Regions from separate parts of the Homo sapiens genome. Here region 2 is linked to region 1. Evidence: chromatin loops called from intact Hi-C (ENCODE). Cell type or tissue: CD4-positive, alpha-beta T cell. All regions are shown on one strand. Links, peaks and the distances in the headings refer to the core of each region. The heading gives the core; the rest is flanking DNA.

Evidence for each region. Hi-C counts contacts between places; a loop is a spot of excess contacts. Peaks named below come from ENCODE experiments on the same cell type or tissue, not always from the same donor. Only the 100,000 strongest peaks of a DNase experiment are listed, where the experiment ranks them.
Region 2: a loop joins it to region 1, with 7 times the contacts of the local background. A loop is called at or near these places in 2 of 110 quality-filtered maps.

The regions. Positions count from the first base shown.
Region 1 is chr5:132,684,402-132,691,693 of GRCh38, forward strand. It overlaps a transcript of KIF3A not described here. Among named protein-coding and RNA genes, the nearest start is that of IL4, 14 kb to the left of the region's middle. In CD4-positive, alpha-beta T cell, for the core only: no CTCF peak of the experiment used is centred there; DNase peaks (open chromatin) are centred at 3,800 and 4,580.
Region 2 is chr5:132,067,166-132,074,457 of GRCh38, forward strand. CSF2 (colony stimulating factor 2) reads left to right here and starts at 6,624. Exons shown (of 4, transcript NM_000758.4): 1 at 6,624-6,817; 2 at 6,916-6,957. The coding sequence starts at 6,659. In CD4-positive, alpha-beta T cell, for the core only: no CTCF peak of the experiment used is centred there; DNase peaks (open chromatin) are centred at 2,586 and 3,606.

The DNA.
Region 1 (7,292 bases), core at 1,447-6,446:
CAAAATGTCAATCAACTGATGGATAAACAAAAAGTGGCATATCCATACAATGGCATATTATTTGTCAATAAAAAGAAATGAAGTACTGACAGAGGCCACAACCCGGATGAACCTTGGAAACAGTATGTGACGGGAAAGAAGCCAAATGCAGAAGACCACATATGGTATGATTCTACTGATATGAATTATTCAGAACAGGAGAATCCACAGAGGCAAAAATAGAATATTGATTGCTACAGGCTGTGGGTGGGAGGCGGGTGTGGAGGCATGGGGAGTGACTGATAATGGGGGGTGGGGTTTCTTTCAGGGGTGATGAAAATGTTCGGATATTAGATAATGGTGATGGTTGCACAATTCTATGAACATACTAAAAAGCACTGACTCGTACACTTTAAAAGGATAAATTTCGTAGTAGGTGAATTCTATCTCAATAAAGCTGTTATTTAAAAGAAATTAAAAGGGGGAAAAAAACCCAAGTGTCATCAAAACTTGCCTTTTGAAGACTTGTTCTCTGTAAGAATATGGATCTAGTAACAGTGATTGAGCACTCTCTTTTCATCCTCGCTTACAGAGATGTGACAAAATTAATATGAGTACTAAAATTACACCAAAACATGTAACATCTTTTTAACCCTTTCAAAATAAGGGAACAAATCAAAAGCTTCAAGTCTCACCCTGACCACAGCCAGTTTCACCCTGCCCACATAAAATACCAGCATGCCAAGGGCAATAAATAGCTATGAGAGTCATGGAGGCTCCTCAGGCCAACCGGAGAAGACACATACTGTAAATTTTAATTTCCTTTCTTCTTTGATTGAGGCTCATTTGCATTCAATGGCTAATGTGAGTTGTAGTCTGCCACAGGATATGGGTAGTGGGTTACAGTTTGTATATGAGGACAGGATGGTAAAGGAAAGTAGGAAGATTTAGAGCACGCCATGGAAAGGACACATGCAGACTCTAAGCAGGTCTGTCATCACATAAGCTTCATTAGGCAAGATGCAACTCACATTTCCATTTACTCCCAGTCAGGCAGTCCTGGACTCTGGATGCAAACATGCAACAACAACAAGCCTTTGAATTTCCGAAGACAATGAGAACACAAATTGAGGGGGATACTTATAAAAACAGTGGGTGAGGCCGGGCGCAGTGGCTCACGCCTGTAATTCCAGCACTTTGGGAGACTGAAGCAGGCGGATCACCTTAGGTCAGGAGTTCAAGACCAGCCTGGCCAACATGGCGAAACCCCGTCTCTACTAAAAATACAAAAATTAGCTGGGGATGCTAGTGCACACGTGTAATCCAGCTACTCGGGAGGCTGAGGCAGGAGAATCGCTTGAACCTGGGAGGTGGAGGTTGCAGTGAGCCAAGATCGTGCCATTGCACTCCAGCCTGGGCGGCAGAGCGAGATTCTGTCTCAAAAAAAAAAAAACAAAACAAAAAACAGAGGGTGAAAAACCTTCAGGATTAAGTGAAAGTTAAGATGCTTGTCATCTGAGCACATTTATGTAGCAAACTCAGCCACAGCCCGTGCCTGCTTCATGGGACATGCCTTTTGTCTGTGTGTGGAATATGACATTGACAGTAAGTCTGAACCTTTCCCTCCTGGCTATCATACCTCCACCTTTTGCCAATGAATAAACTATCTGTAACTGGCATCTAGGGGGTAATAATTATTTATTGGAAAAATGAATCAAAAAATGATTTGGCTCAAATCTATGGCTGTCTTTTATGGAAACATTGTTGGGCTACAGTTACAAAGGGTCACCTCTGTTACAAATGCCAAGGGGGCTCTGCTTGTTGCTGTCCATGTCATTGACCCTGCTCTTGGTTTTTCTCTGCCCTCCTTCACATAATCTCAGGGTGCCCACATTATCTAAGGATGGGAATCTCAAGGCTAAGCACAACGCAGAGCTTCCTTATGGAGCTAGGCACAGCCTGGCCTATGACACACAGGGTTGGCTTCTCAGTTTCTAGTAGCTTCCACTAGGAGCAAGGCAGGCACTTTCTCTAGCCTTGGGGCTGATTTCTAGATTCAATTTATTAGCTCAAGTTTGAGTTCCATTCCCAGGTGGAGTACTAAAATCCCCAGTTAGCTGTCACGCCCAGCGTTTCCTCAACTGGGCTTTTGCCCTAAGTACCCAGACACCCTCTCCTTGGCTCTCTAAAGTGTTGTTGTTTTTTTTTTTTTTTTTTTTTTTTTAATGAGACAGAGTCTCGCTCTGTCACCCAGGCTAGAGTGCAGTGGCGAGATCTTGGCTCACTGCAACCTCCACCTCCCAGCTTCAAGCAATTCTCCTGCCTCAGCCTCCTGAGTAGCTGGGATTACAGGTGCCTGCCACCACACCTGCCTCATTTTTTTGTATTATTAGTAGAGATGGGGTTTCACTGTGTTGGCCAGGCTGGTCTTGAACTCCTGACCTCAGGTGATCCACCCACCTCGGCCTCCCAAAGTGCTGGGATTACAGGCATGAGCCACTGTACCCAGCCTAAAGTGGCTATCTTCTAATCCATCCTGTCAACTTCTTCCTAGTCCAACTTTAAGTCTCTAAGCTGTCTGTTCCTTCTAGTTTCTGATTAGCCAGAGTTCAGCCAAACGAAAATATGTTTTGATGTTTTGTATGCTCACTGCACACCTGGGTACTTACTAGGCAACGTGAATAAGAGGACACACATTTGCTCCCTCAGTTTATACCAATCACGAGTGCAAGCAAAACAGCTGAGAAGAGAGGGCGGTTACTCCTCTGGCTGATGACCCTTTCCACCTCCGGGACACAGGTGTGTATAGCATCTGCTCTCCCAACCACCATCCCAACCAGCATCCCGTCTTGCTCCCTCTAATCCTTCACAAACTCTCCAGCAGTTGTTTCTTTTTGTTTTGTTTTGTTTTTCTGAGACAGAATTTCACTCTGTCACTAGGCTGGAGTGCAGTGGTGCGATCTCGGCTCCCTGCAATCTCCGCCCCCGGGATTCAAGTGATTCTCCTGCCTCAGCCTCCCAAGTAGCTGGGACTACAGGTGCATGCCACCACGCCCAGGTAAATTTTTTTGTATTTTTAGTAGAGACGGGGTTTCACCATGTTGGCCAGGATGGTCTCAATCTCTTGACCTCGTGATCCACCTGCCTCAACCTCCCAAAGTGCTGGGATTACAGGGGTGAGCCACCACACCCGGCCCAGCAGTTGTTTTTCTAAAACACAAATAGGCCAGGTGCAGTGGCTCACGCCTGTAATCCCGGCACTTTGGGAGACTGAGATGGGAGCTTCGCTTGAACCCAAAAGTTCGAGACCAGCCTGGCCAACATCCTGTCTCTACAAAAAAAAAAAAAATTAAATTTTTACACAGCTGTGCTCTCAGCTAATTGGGAGGTTGAAGCAGGAGGATTGCTTTAGCCTGGGAGGTTGAGGCTTCAGTGAGCCTTGATCATGCCACTGTACTCCAGCCTGGGTGACAGTGAGACCCTGTCTCAAAATAAAACACAATGTGAATGGCCCACTTAAAATCCTTCTGTGGCTTCCCACTGCTTACAGAAAACTCTTCCACAGTAGGATCCTGTCCCATCTCTTTCCTTTTCAGGCTCATTTGCCTCCACCCCGTTTGCTCTACTTCAAGCACACCACCAACGCACATGGCATCCAAACTCACTCGCTCCTGGAATACCTTTCCCCAGCTGTTGAACTGCTGAAGACCTCAAACAGAACTTCCCCTGAGAAGCCTCTTCTGCCCCTTTGGTCAGGCAGACATGTGTCAGGCACCATGTCAGCTGCACAGGAAGGATGCCGTACCTGGCAGCTCACCATTCAGCCTCTTTTACCACAGCCCTCAGCATGCTATGCAGTCATTCTCCATTCATGTGGCCACCTCTCTCTCCTAAGGGAGGGTGTGAGTTTTGAAAAGACATTCTTCTCAGCATAGAGCAGGTACACAGTAAACACAGAAGAGATGTGCACATGTAACGGACTACAGCAGGAGATACACTTAAAACAGGGCACATGCTGGGCACAGTGGCTCACGCCTGTAACCTCAGCACTTTGGGAGCCCAAGGCGGGAGGACTGCTTGAAGCCAGGAGTTCCAAACCAACCTGGGCAACTTAGCAAGCTCCTATCTCTACAAAAAATTAAAAAATTAGCCAAGTGTAGTGGCAGACACCTGTGGTCCCAGCTACTTGGGAGGCTGAGGTGGATCATTTGAGCCTAAGAGTTTGAGGTCATAGTAAGCTATGATTGTGACACTGCACTCCAACCTGGGTGACAGAGTGAGACCCTGTCTCTAAAAATGAAAAACAAAACAGGCTACCTGGTGAGTAGCATAACTCATGGTGGGGTAGAAATCAAGGCCAACATAATATTTCTGTAATGACTCTGCTGCTTTTAGGTTGGGTTAGGCAATATCCTCTTGCTAAGATTAGTATCGACTCTGAGAAATACTTTATTCAGTTGTAAAGTCCCAGTTAAATTCCTTTGCACAACTGGAGAAATAAAGCCTTTGATTAAAAACTAAAATTTCCCCAGCCCTCTAAAAAGGGATGGGGGAGGGGAGCAGGTGGAGAGGAATATCTGATCTGTCATATTCTTTAGTCAGAGCCATAAACGTGTTTGGGTGAGACAATCTGATCTTCTGATAACGTTGATAAAAGTCACTTGAAGATTGGGTCACAGGAAGCCCAAGATAAATGCTGAGAGGAAACAGGTTCTTTTTGAAGTAGCCTCTTCGTAATCATTTTCCCACACATTTGTTCAACTTCCGAAAAAGGACTGAATACCTGATTTGCTTTGCAAATGAAACAGCTTAAGACAGAGAAATTGAGATAATAATTAATAAATGTGTTTGGAAGGCTCCTCCAGCTCGCTTTAAGTTCAGGCTGTGGCTTCAGAACTGTGTTAACTCCTTCTGTAAAGGCACAGGCTAACGGTGGTCTTCAGTGATTTTTACTCTACCTTGTTTTAAAAATGGATTCAAAGTGATTTATTGGAAAAGATTAAGACAGAAAATAACATTATTAGGACCAAAGCAGAAAGGGAGTAGGAGGAAATGATGATCCAGAGAAAAATAAGACTATAAGCAGGTCATCAGATATTATAGTCCTATCAGCAAAAGCACAGTGGAAAACGCATTATTTTACTTCACTCTTTTTATATATGCGGGGAGAAAATAGTCTGATATAATAATCTGGTACTTAGCTTTAAAAGAAATTTCTCGAGAATCTTCACAAGATGATAGGATGGACAATGTCTTCAGCAGCATCCCGACAACACAGGCAGTAACAGACGCGTTTGTAAGGGAGTGGCTCAGTGGTATCGCTTGATGAAACTGGACACCATAGCTCCAGAACTCAATTGCAGAAGAGGGGCAAAGGGGGAAAAGGCAGCACGATTTATTATCTTGTACATGCCAGGGCAGGCCTTTAATTTTGTCTTCATGTTCTACACACAGGTAAGAGTTTTACATAAGCTGGAAGTGGGGGAGAGGAAGACCCCTGGAATGACCAGAGGAGTTTCCACCCCTACAAAAAACACATTTTAAAAAAGCCACTTGACGCCAGGTGCAGTGGCTCACGCCTGTAATCCCAGCGCTTTGGGAAGCTGAGGCAGGCAGATCACGAGGTCAGAAGTTTGAAACCAGCCTGGCCAATATGGTGAAACCCTATCTCTACTAAAAATACAAAAATTAGCCGAGCATGGTGTTGCGTCTGTAGTACCAGCTACTTGGCAGGCTGAGGCCGGAGAATCGCTTGAACTCGGGAGGCAGAGGTTGCAGTGAGCTGAGATTGCGCCACTGCACTCCAGCCTGGGCAACAGAGTGAGACTCTGTCTCAAAAAATAAAAAGTAAAAATAAAAAATTATCCAGGTGTGAGGGCATGCACCTGTAGTCCTAGTTACTCAGGAGGCTGAGGCAGAAGGATTGCTTGAACCCAGGAGTTCAAGGGGGCAGTGAGCTATGAACGCACCACTGCACTCACGCCTGGGCAATAGAGCAAAACCCTGTCTTTAAAAACAAAGTCATTTGAGACACAAAATTACAGCTAGATAGAAGGTCTAGTGTTTTTATAGCACTGTAGAATGACTATAGTAAACAACAACATTTTCAAATAGCTAGAAAAGAAAATACTGAGTGTTCACAAGGACATAATGTCTGAGAAGATGTATATGCTAATTACCCTGATCTGATCATCATGTATTTTATCAAAACATCACGATATATCTCATAATATAATTATGTGTCAATTAAAAAATAAAAATTTCAGGCCGGGCGCGGTGGCTCATGCCTGTAATCCTAGCACTCTGGGAGGCCGAGGCAGGCGGATCACAAGGTCAGGAGATCAAGACCATCTTGGCTAACACGGTGAAACCCCGTCTCTACTAAAAATACAAAAAATTAGCCGGGCGTGGTGGCACATGCCTATAGTCCCAGCTACTCGGGAGGCTGAGGCAGGAGAATGGCGTGAACCCAGGAGGCGGAGCTTGCAGTGAGCTGAAATCGTGCCACTGCACTCCAGCCTGGGCAACAGATCAAGACTCTAAAAAAAAATAAAAACAAAAATAAAAATTTAAAGTCCTTTGAAACTTGTTGACAAATCAAAATTTCTCATTTTCTACTTTGAAGTTCTTAAGCCTGCCAGTCACAGTGCCTGGTAATCAATGTTTGTCAAAAGAACATGATTAACAATAACCCAAGTAATGTTATTGTCTTGGAGATACTTCAAGCTTCTGAATGAGATCATGGCACTGTTACCACTAAGTAATGGTACCTTTCATAGAATACATTCTACATACACACTTCCTTAAGTTATGACCTGAGAATTGGTTTCTGTTCTCAAACACATAATGAAAAGGATAACAAAATTCAGATAGAAGTATTTTTGGGGCTAGGCACAGTGGCTCACACCTGTAATTCCAGCACTCTGGGAGGCCGAGGTGGGTGGATCACCTGAGGTTGGGAGTTCGAGACGAGCCTGACCAACATGGAGAAACACCGTCTCTACTAAAAATACAAAGTTAGCCAAGCATGATGGTGCATGCCTGTAGTCCCAGCTACTCTGAAGGCTGAGGCAGGAGAATCACTTGAACTTGGGGGGCGGAGATTGCAGTGAGCTGAGATCGTGCCATTGCACTCCATCCTGGCCAACAAGAGCCAAACTCCATCTCAAAAAAAAAAAAGTATTTTTGGTGAAAAATACAGTTTATCAATGAGAAGAAGCACATTTAAAAACATTTCTCCAGCTGGGCACAGTAGCTCAGGCCTGTAATCCCAGCACTTTGGGAGGCTGAGGCGGGTGGATCACCTGAGGTCA
Region 2 (7,292 bases), core at 837-5,836, 620 kb before region 1:
GTCCTCCTACCTGGCACCCCCTCCCCACAACCAACACACACATTGGGGGCTTAGATCCAGGGAGGTGGTCCTCTGTGCTCCTCTTTGTCTCTGTCCCCATGCCTTAAGGAACTTCTGAGAGAGACCCTGGCTCCCAGCTGTCCCCTGCCATGGCTGGTTGTCAAGGCCTCCTCCAGCTCCCACTCAGGCTCCCCAAAGACCCCAAGCTCAACTCTACCTCCAGCCATGGCTCATGAGTGACCCCTTCCCTTTCCCTTCCATGAGCCCTCCCTGCCCTGTGGGGTCCATGGAATCCTTCTGGTGTGAGGCCTCCTTCCCTCCTCCTCAGACTCATGAGCCCTTGACCCAGGGTGCTCCCGGGACCTGCTTTGGCAGAGACTTGCCTGGGGCCTGCACTTGGAGACTCAGCCCTTTCCTGGAGGGAAAGTGGGCTGTGCTGGAGATCAGCGGGCAGCAAGGACAGCAGGCTGTGTGGATGATGTGTGTGCCCTGAGGGGCCAAGTCAGGGTGTCAGGGAGGGAGGACAGCTGTGGGGAGGCAACGGAGGGCAGCGGGCGCCGGAGCGAAGGCCGAGCAGCAGAGCAGGGGTCTCCTTCCCTGCCTCCCTTCGTGAGCACCAGCTGCGCACCTGCTCTGTGTCCTGATCCCATGGGCTGGGCCGAGGCCCTCCTGAGCATAAGGAATAAAAACACTGGGCAGCCGCCACTACCATTCAGAGAGCCTTGAATCAGGGAGGATGTCCCCATGCAGTGGGTCTGTGATCAACATGACTCCCCTGCTCTCCCAGGCTGATGGCCAGACTCAAGAGCTGCCCCTGGCAGCCTTGGACCACCTCCTCCCCACCAGGACAAGTGGAAAGACTGAGGAGGATGGTTCCCTGTCCTGGTGTTCCAAGCTGGCTCTTTCTGGAAAATCTGTATGGCTCAGCCACTTTGCCATCAGTCAGGCTCGAGCACCAGGATGCAGGTGGCGTTTGCCTCCTGGGGCTGGGGTGGGGAGGCTTTAGGGCCCTGGGGAGGGGTCTACACAGGCCCACTTCCCATGAGGGAAACCTAAATTTACACTCACCTCCAGGGAATGAGAAGGCTGGGAGGCTGGTCCGGACCCTGGTAACCATTCCCTCTCTTTGATGGACAGCGAGACTGAGGCTAGATGGAGGCACCTAGCAAGCCAAAACAGAAAACCAAAACAGAAACACCTTCCCTTGCAGATATCCAGTGCATCTCCCAACAGCCTGCAAAAGTAGTGCTGCATGCCCTGTGGGGTGAGCCAGCCGGGGCTCAGAAGGGGCAGGCCACAGGCCAAGGACATGCAGCGAGCTGTGCCTGCCCAAACAGGGCCTCAGGGAAAGTCTGAGGGACCCGTGAGGGATCCAGAAGAGTCTTGGAGGAGGCTCATTCCAGAACCACTCGTCCTGCTGAGAGCAGAAAGCCCACATCTGCCACCTCAATTCTGACCCATCAGTTCCAGGGGGATGCAGGTGCGCGAGCCGGGCAAGGGCCTGGGACTTCCACCTGGCATCTTGACCCAGACTCTAGCTCCAGACATAGAGGGCAGGAACGGATGCCTGCAGGACTTCAGAAATTAAACAGGCTTCTGGTCTCATGATTTCTCCTGCTTTTGATTTTTAATGCACCTCCCGATGGCTCTTCCCAAGAGGGCACACATAGGCTGTGGCCCCTCTGGGTGCCTGATGATCCTCCCAGCCAGAGATGAGGCTCAGAGCAGAGACTCAGGAGCAGGGGATGCATTTCTGGCCCTAGAGGGAGTACACCAGGCGAGTAGTAGACACAGGTCAGGGAGGGCACTGTGGTGGGAAGGCCTGGCACACCCATTGGGCGTTTGTGTCCACAAGGACTCCTCTGCCTGAGTGATGTGCATGGTGGAGTTGCCAGATCCTGAGGGAAAAAAAGGAAGCCCCAAGAACAAAGAAGCAAACAAGGAGGTCTCATTGTCCTTGGCCATCCTCAAAAGTTGACACCCCGCCACTACTTTCTGCCTGGCTCACTCTCCACAGCCCCTCTGGTGTTGGGAGCCTCCTCTTTACCAGTGACTTCCAAATGCCCTGACTTCCGGACCCACATGGCCACAACTGACTGAGTCTTCCTGGAGGTCCCCTGGCCTCTCAAACTTGCCATTCCAGTGCAACATGGGCTGACCTCTCAAACTTCCCTGTGACCTTGTGTCTCCCCCATCACAGCAAATGGTCTCCATGTCTCTGCCTATGAGTGTGGGCCTTGTGCTCCCTGTCCCCCACCCCATGGGACCACCAGAAGTGAGCTCTCCGAGTGCAAGGGGCCTGTGAGGTGCGTACTCCGCAGCAAACCCTCCCGGAAGCTTGGCTGAATAGATGCAGAGACCACATGTGGTTGAGGGTTAACCACCCTCAGATCCTCCCAGGCCTCCCTGGCACTCCCCAGTGCCAGGAACCTGGGAATACCAAGAGGCCAAACTGGAATTGGAGCTTGGCGAGGGCAGCTTCCCTTTTTGAGGTGTACATTTGGGGACCGAGACAGAGGGGATGCACGTGGGGACAGAATGGGGCTGAAACCGCAGAAGCCAGAGATGTTGCTTCATATGTCTGGTGTGGCCTGGAGTGACAAGGGAAGGACAAACCACTCATGGTGCCATGCGGTACCAGGATCTCCTGTCGGTGATGCAGGACCCAGGAGCCCTGACTCAGGTGGAGGCCGGACTCCCTACCTCACCACGTGTGTCCAGAAGGTTGCCCTCTGCGGCTAGGGCTGGGCAAGGGGCAGCTGTCCCTGGAAACTCCAGCAGGCCTCGCTCCTCTGCCCAGTTTGGGCTTCAGAAATCTCCCCTAGCACTGGGCAGAGGAGAAATTGAAGGATTGTCTCTTCCCTGGGAGGATCTCCCACAGAGTTTCCTGGGGCAGGCAACAGTTTCCTCGGTGAGGCAGTGGCCATTAACCCATTGTACAGATGCAGGGGTTGAGGCTCAGGGAGGAGGGACTTTCCTAGGCTTCAGGGATTGGTGGTGGCTGGGTAAGGGCAAGAGCCCAAGCCTGGGGCATAGAGATGCCTGGATGGCAGGATCTGCTGGGGAAACTCTGCCTTCAGCCCAGACTTCCCTGGGACAGTCACAGGCCACTCCAGCCTACCTGCGAACACCTGGCAGGCATCTCTCTTTACAGCTGCCTTGAGGGGACAAGCACGCTGGGTCCACCCCCTGCTGGTCCAGCCAGGTGATCAGCATTTCCCAACTTCCTGACCCCAAGACAATGGAAAATGCTAGGATAGCAGGAACAGATATGGGTTCAAATTCTGGTTCTGCGGTCACTGATTGTGTGGACTGGGCTGACCACTGGTCTCCCAGATCTCAGGTCCCCAGAGATAACAAGAACCCTCATCAAGGGTTGGACAGGTCAAAGAAGGATCAGATCAGCCCCAAAGCCTGTGCGGGGGTGCCATGGTACCGAAGGGACTTTGAGGCCCATTTCCTTCCCCTTGTGATAATGTCTCTCGTGATAAGGATCCTGGAGTGACTCAAGCCCCTGTTTCCTACAGAGCCTGTGGGGTGGACACGCATAGGAAACTCCTTCCAGAGGGTTTTCTCCTGTCTCTGTAGGAAGGGGGGCCCCAGAGGGGTCATACCACCCATCGTGGTCCCCGCCTCTGCCCTGCCACAGCCCCATCGGAGCCCCTGAGTCAGCATGGCTGGCTATCGGTTGACACTGTTTAAAATACAGTGCAATCTAGGAATGCCTGCCTGTGTCATGGCCTCAGCCCTGATGTCATCTTTCCATGAGAAAGATGTGTGGCTGCCCACAAACCTCATCACCAAACCCATGGATTTCTGTCCTGTTTGTGCTGACTTGGGCACCTGCAGGCCACCACTGCCGAAATGGATTTCTTATTATGACTCTTGCTTTCCTCCTTTCCTTCCCTCCTAGGCCCTTGGCCACTGGCCTGTTACTTGCCCATCTGTTATGTCCCAGCCCTTAAACACAGCTTTGCTGGCCCTCAGCTCTTCTTCCTGAATAACTTCCGTGGCCTCAGCTACCACACAGACATGTACCGCTGCCAGATCTGTCTCCTGTACATGCAGACTCTGAAACTCCAAAACTTCCCGTGGGCCTCACGCTCTGAAGATCTGCTCCTTTGTCCCCTGGGTCCTCACCTTAGCCATGTGGACAGTGATTCTAACTCCTCTTACTCACATTCAAAGCACACTTTGGTGGGGGGGGAGGGGGGTGAGTAGACTAATCTTGCTCCTCCATGGATGGGGTTAAAAAGTCCTTGGAGGCAGGACCCTGACCGTTTTTGTCATCCTTATGTCCCTTTTCCCTGCTGGGAACCTAGTAGATGCTCAAAAAATAATGAATGACTGAGTGACTTCACTATAGCACCAAGTCCTGTTGAGATTCTACCTCCTCAATCTCTCTGGAGTCTGCCTGCTGTTCCTTATACCCATTCCTAAAACCCCAGGGCTCCCTGTGCCCAGAACATTCTCCCCTGTCCTCTCCTGCCCCTCTCCTTCCAACCCAACGTACCCACCTGACTTCTAGCCTTTCAGCCTGGGCTTGCAGGCAGGATCTCTAGTGAAGCTCTCTGGTCCCCTTGGATCCCCAAGCTAGAGAAGGTGGCCCTCTGGGATCCCTCAGCTCTGGACTTCCCCCTGCCGAGTCAAGGTCACACCATGGGAGGGTCCATTGCAGTCTGTTTCCTACCAGACTGGGAGCCTCAAGGGCCAAATGTGAGGGCCAGTGGGAGGGTCCCGTTTACCTCCCCAGAACAGGTCCTGGTGTGGATTGGAAAGACTTGTTGACTGACTGTCTGAGCTATGACAACTCATTTCTAGGAGGAAAGTGACCTTCTCTCCCAGATGGGTCATACAGGCTCTCTGCCTCCCTGGCCATCAGCTGAACCACTATCTATGGCTCCCTTCCCTGCCCTCCAGCCTCCAGGGTGCTATCCAACACATGTGATATCTACATGTAGTATCCATGTCCTCATCTCTCCCCCGAGAGCTCCCTGGAAAGAGCTGAGCCAAGGCCTTGCAAAAAAGGTGGAGAAAGGGCCAGGGCCTGGACATTTCATGTTCCCACCCCAGCCTGGCCACTAGGAGTGTTCTACGCAGGCTCAGATGGATGGGGCTGGCCTCACAGTGGGGTCTGGAGGACTAAGGTTTGGTTTCTCTATGCAAGGTCAGAAAAACTCCCACAGTACAGGGAAACTGGCCAGGGCTGCAGACTCAGACCACAGTGCTAAAGCCATGAACTCCACCTGCTCTCTGAAGGCTCGCCAACCTGAGTCCAGCAGAATGTTCTCGCTTGTGTCCAACCCCACTGGTTTAGGCTGAATCAGCCTCTAGGGCCCAGAGGCACTGCACCTGGAGTAGGGAGCTTCTCCAGTATCAGAGTCACCTTCAGAGGCCTGGAGCCTTTCATAAAGCAGGTAAGAGGACTCAATAGATGCATCTGCATGGAAAACATCCTCCCCTCTACCAGGCACCTGTATGTACAACCAATCACAGCAGCACACATACACCCAGAAATGGGCACGTGTGGGCCCACACCCCTTTAGCTATGAAACCCAGGCATGGGGCAGCTTGAGCCAGATACCTTGTGCAAACACAAACTCGTGCTGTCTTCTCTGAACTCCATTGTGAAAATCAAACACTTGTCAGCCCCTCAAGAGCCTTTAGATTTCCTACTTCCACACTTCCACAGAAAGGCCTCTGGAGTTGGGGGATGCTGGGGTTATGTAGGAAATTAAGCCTGGAGGGCCTTGCTGGGGAAGCCATTGTCCCTGTACCTGAGATGGATGCAGCCACAGCCCTGGAGCCAGCCTGAAGCTCCTGGTGTCTTCTGGGGGCTACATATAGGAGTGTAGTCCGAACCTCAGAGGGGCAAACCTGCTCTGCAGAGGGAATCAAGGTTCACATAACCAGAGAGGGGAGTCACTCAGGAAGGTGGCTCCAGAGCCAAGAGTCAGACTCTGGGTCCCGACTTGACCCAGCCACACCCCCTCTGAAGCTTGCTGAGAGTGGCTGCAGTCTCGCTGCTGGATGTGCACATGGTGGTCATTCCCTCTGCTCACAGGGGCAGGGGTCCCCCCTTACTGGACTGAGGTTGCCCCCTGCTCCAGGTCCTGGGTGGGAGCCCATGTGAACTGTCAGTGGGGCAGGTCTGTGAGAGCTCCCCTCACACTCAAGTCTCTCACAGTGGCCAGAGAAGAGGAAGGCTGGAGTCAGAATGAGGCACCAGGGCGGGCATAGCCTGCCCAAAGGCCCCTGGGATTACAGGCAGGATGGGGAGCCCTATCTAAGTGTCTCCCACGCCCCACCCCAGCCATTCCAGGCCAGGAAGTCCAAACTGTGCCCCTCAGAGGGAGGGGGCAGCCTCAGGCCCATTCAGACTGCCCAGGGAGGGCTGGAGAGCCCTCAGGAAGGCGGGTGGGTGGGCTGTCGGTTCTTGGAAAGGTTCATTAATGAAAACCCCCAAGCCTGACCACCTAGGGAAAAGGCTCACCGTTCCCATGTGTGGCTGATAAGGGCCAGGAGATTCCACAGTTCAGGTAGTTCCCCCGCCTCCCTGGCATTTTGTGGTCACCATTAATCATTTCCTCTGTGTATTTAAGAGCTCTTTTGCCAGTGAGCCCAGTACACAGAGAGAAAGGCTAAAGTTCTCTGGAGGATGTGGCTGCAGAGCCTGCTGCTCTTGGGCACTGTGGCCTGCAGCATCTCTGCACCCGCCCGCTCGCCCAGCCCCAGCACGCAGCCCTGGGAGCATGTGAATGCCATCCAGGAGGCCCGGCGTCTCCTGAACCTGAGTAGAGACACTGCTGCTGAGATGGTAAGTGAGAGAATGTGGGCCTGTGCCTAGGCCACCCAGCTGGCCCCTGACTGGCCACGCCTGTCAGCTTGATAACATGACATTTTCCTTTTCTACAGAATGAAACAGTAGAAGTCATCTCAGAAATGTTTGACCTCCAGGTAAGATGCTTCTCTCTGACATAGCTTTCCAGAAGCCCCTGCCCTGGGGTGGAGGTGGGGACTCCATTTTAGATGGCACCACACAGGGTTGTCCACTTTCTCTCCAGTCAGCTGGCTGCAGGAGGAGGGGGTAGCAACTGGGTGCTCAAGAGGCTGCTGGCCGTGCCCCTATGGCAGTCACATGAGCTCCTTTATCAGCTGAGCGGCCATGGGCAGACCTAGCATTCAATGGCCAGGAGTCACCAGGGGACAGGTGGTAAAGTGGGGGTCACTTCATGAGACAGGAGCTGTGGGTTTGGGGCGCTCACTGTGCCCCGAGACCAAGTCCTGTTGAG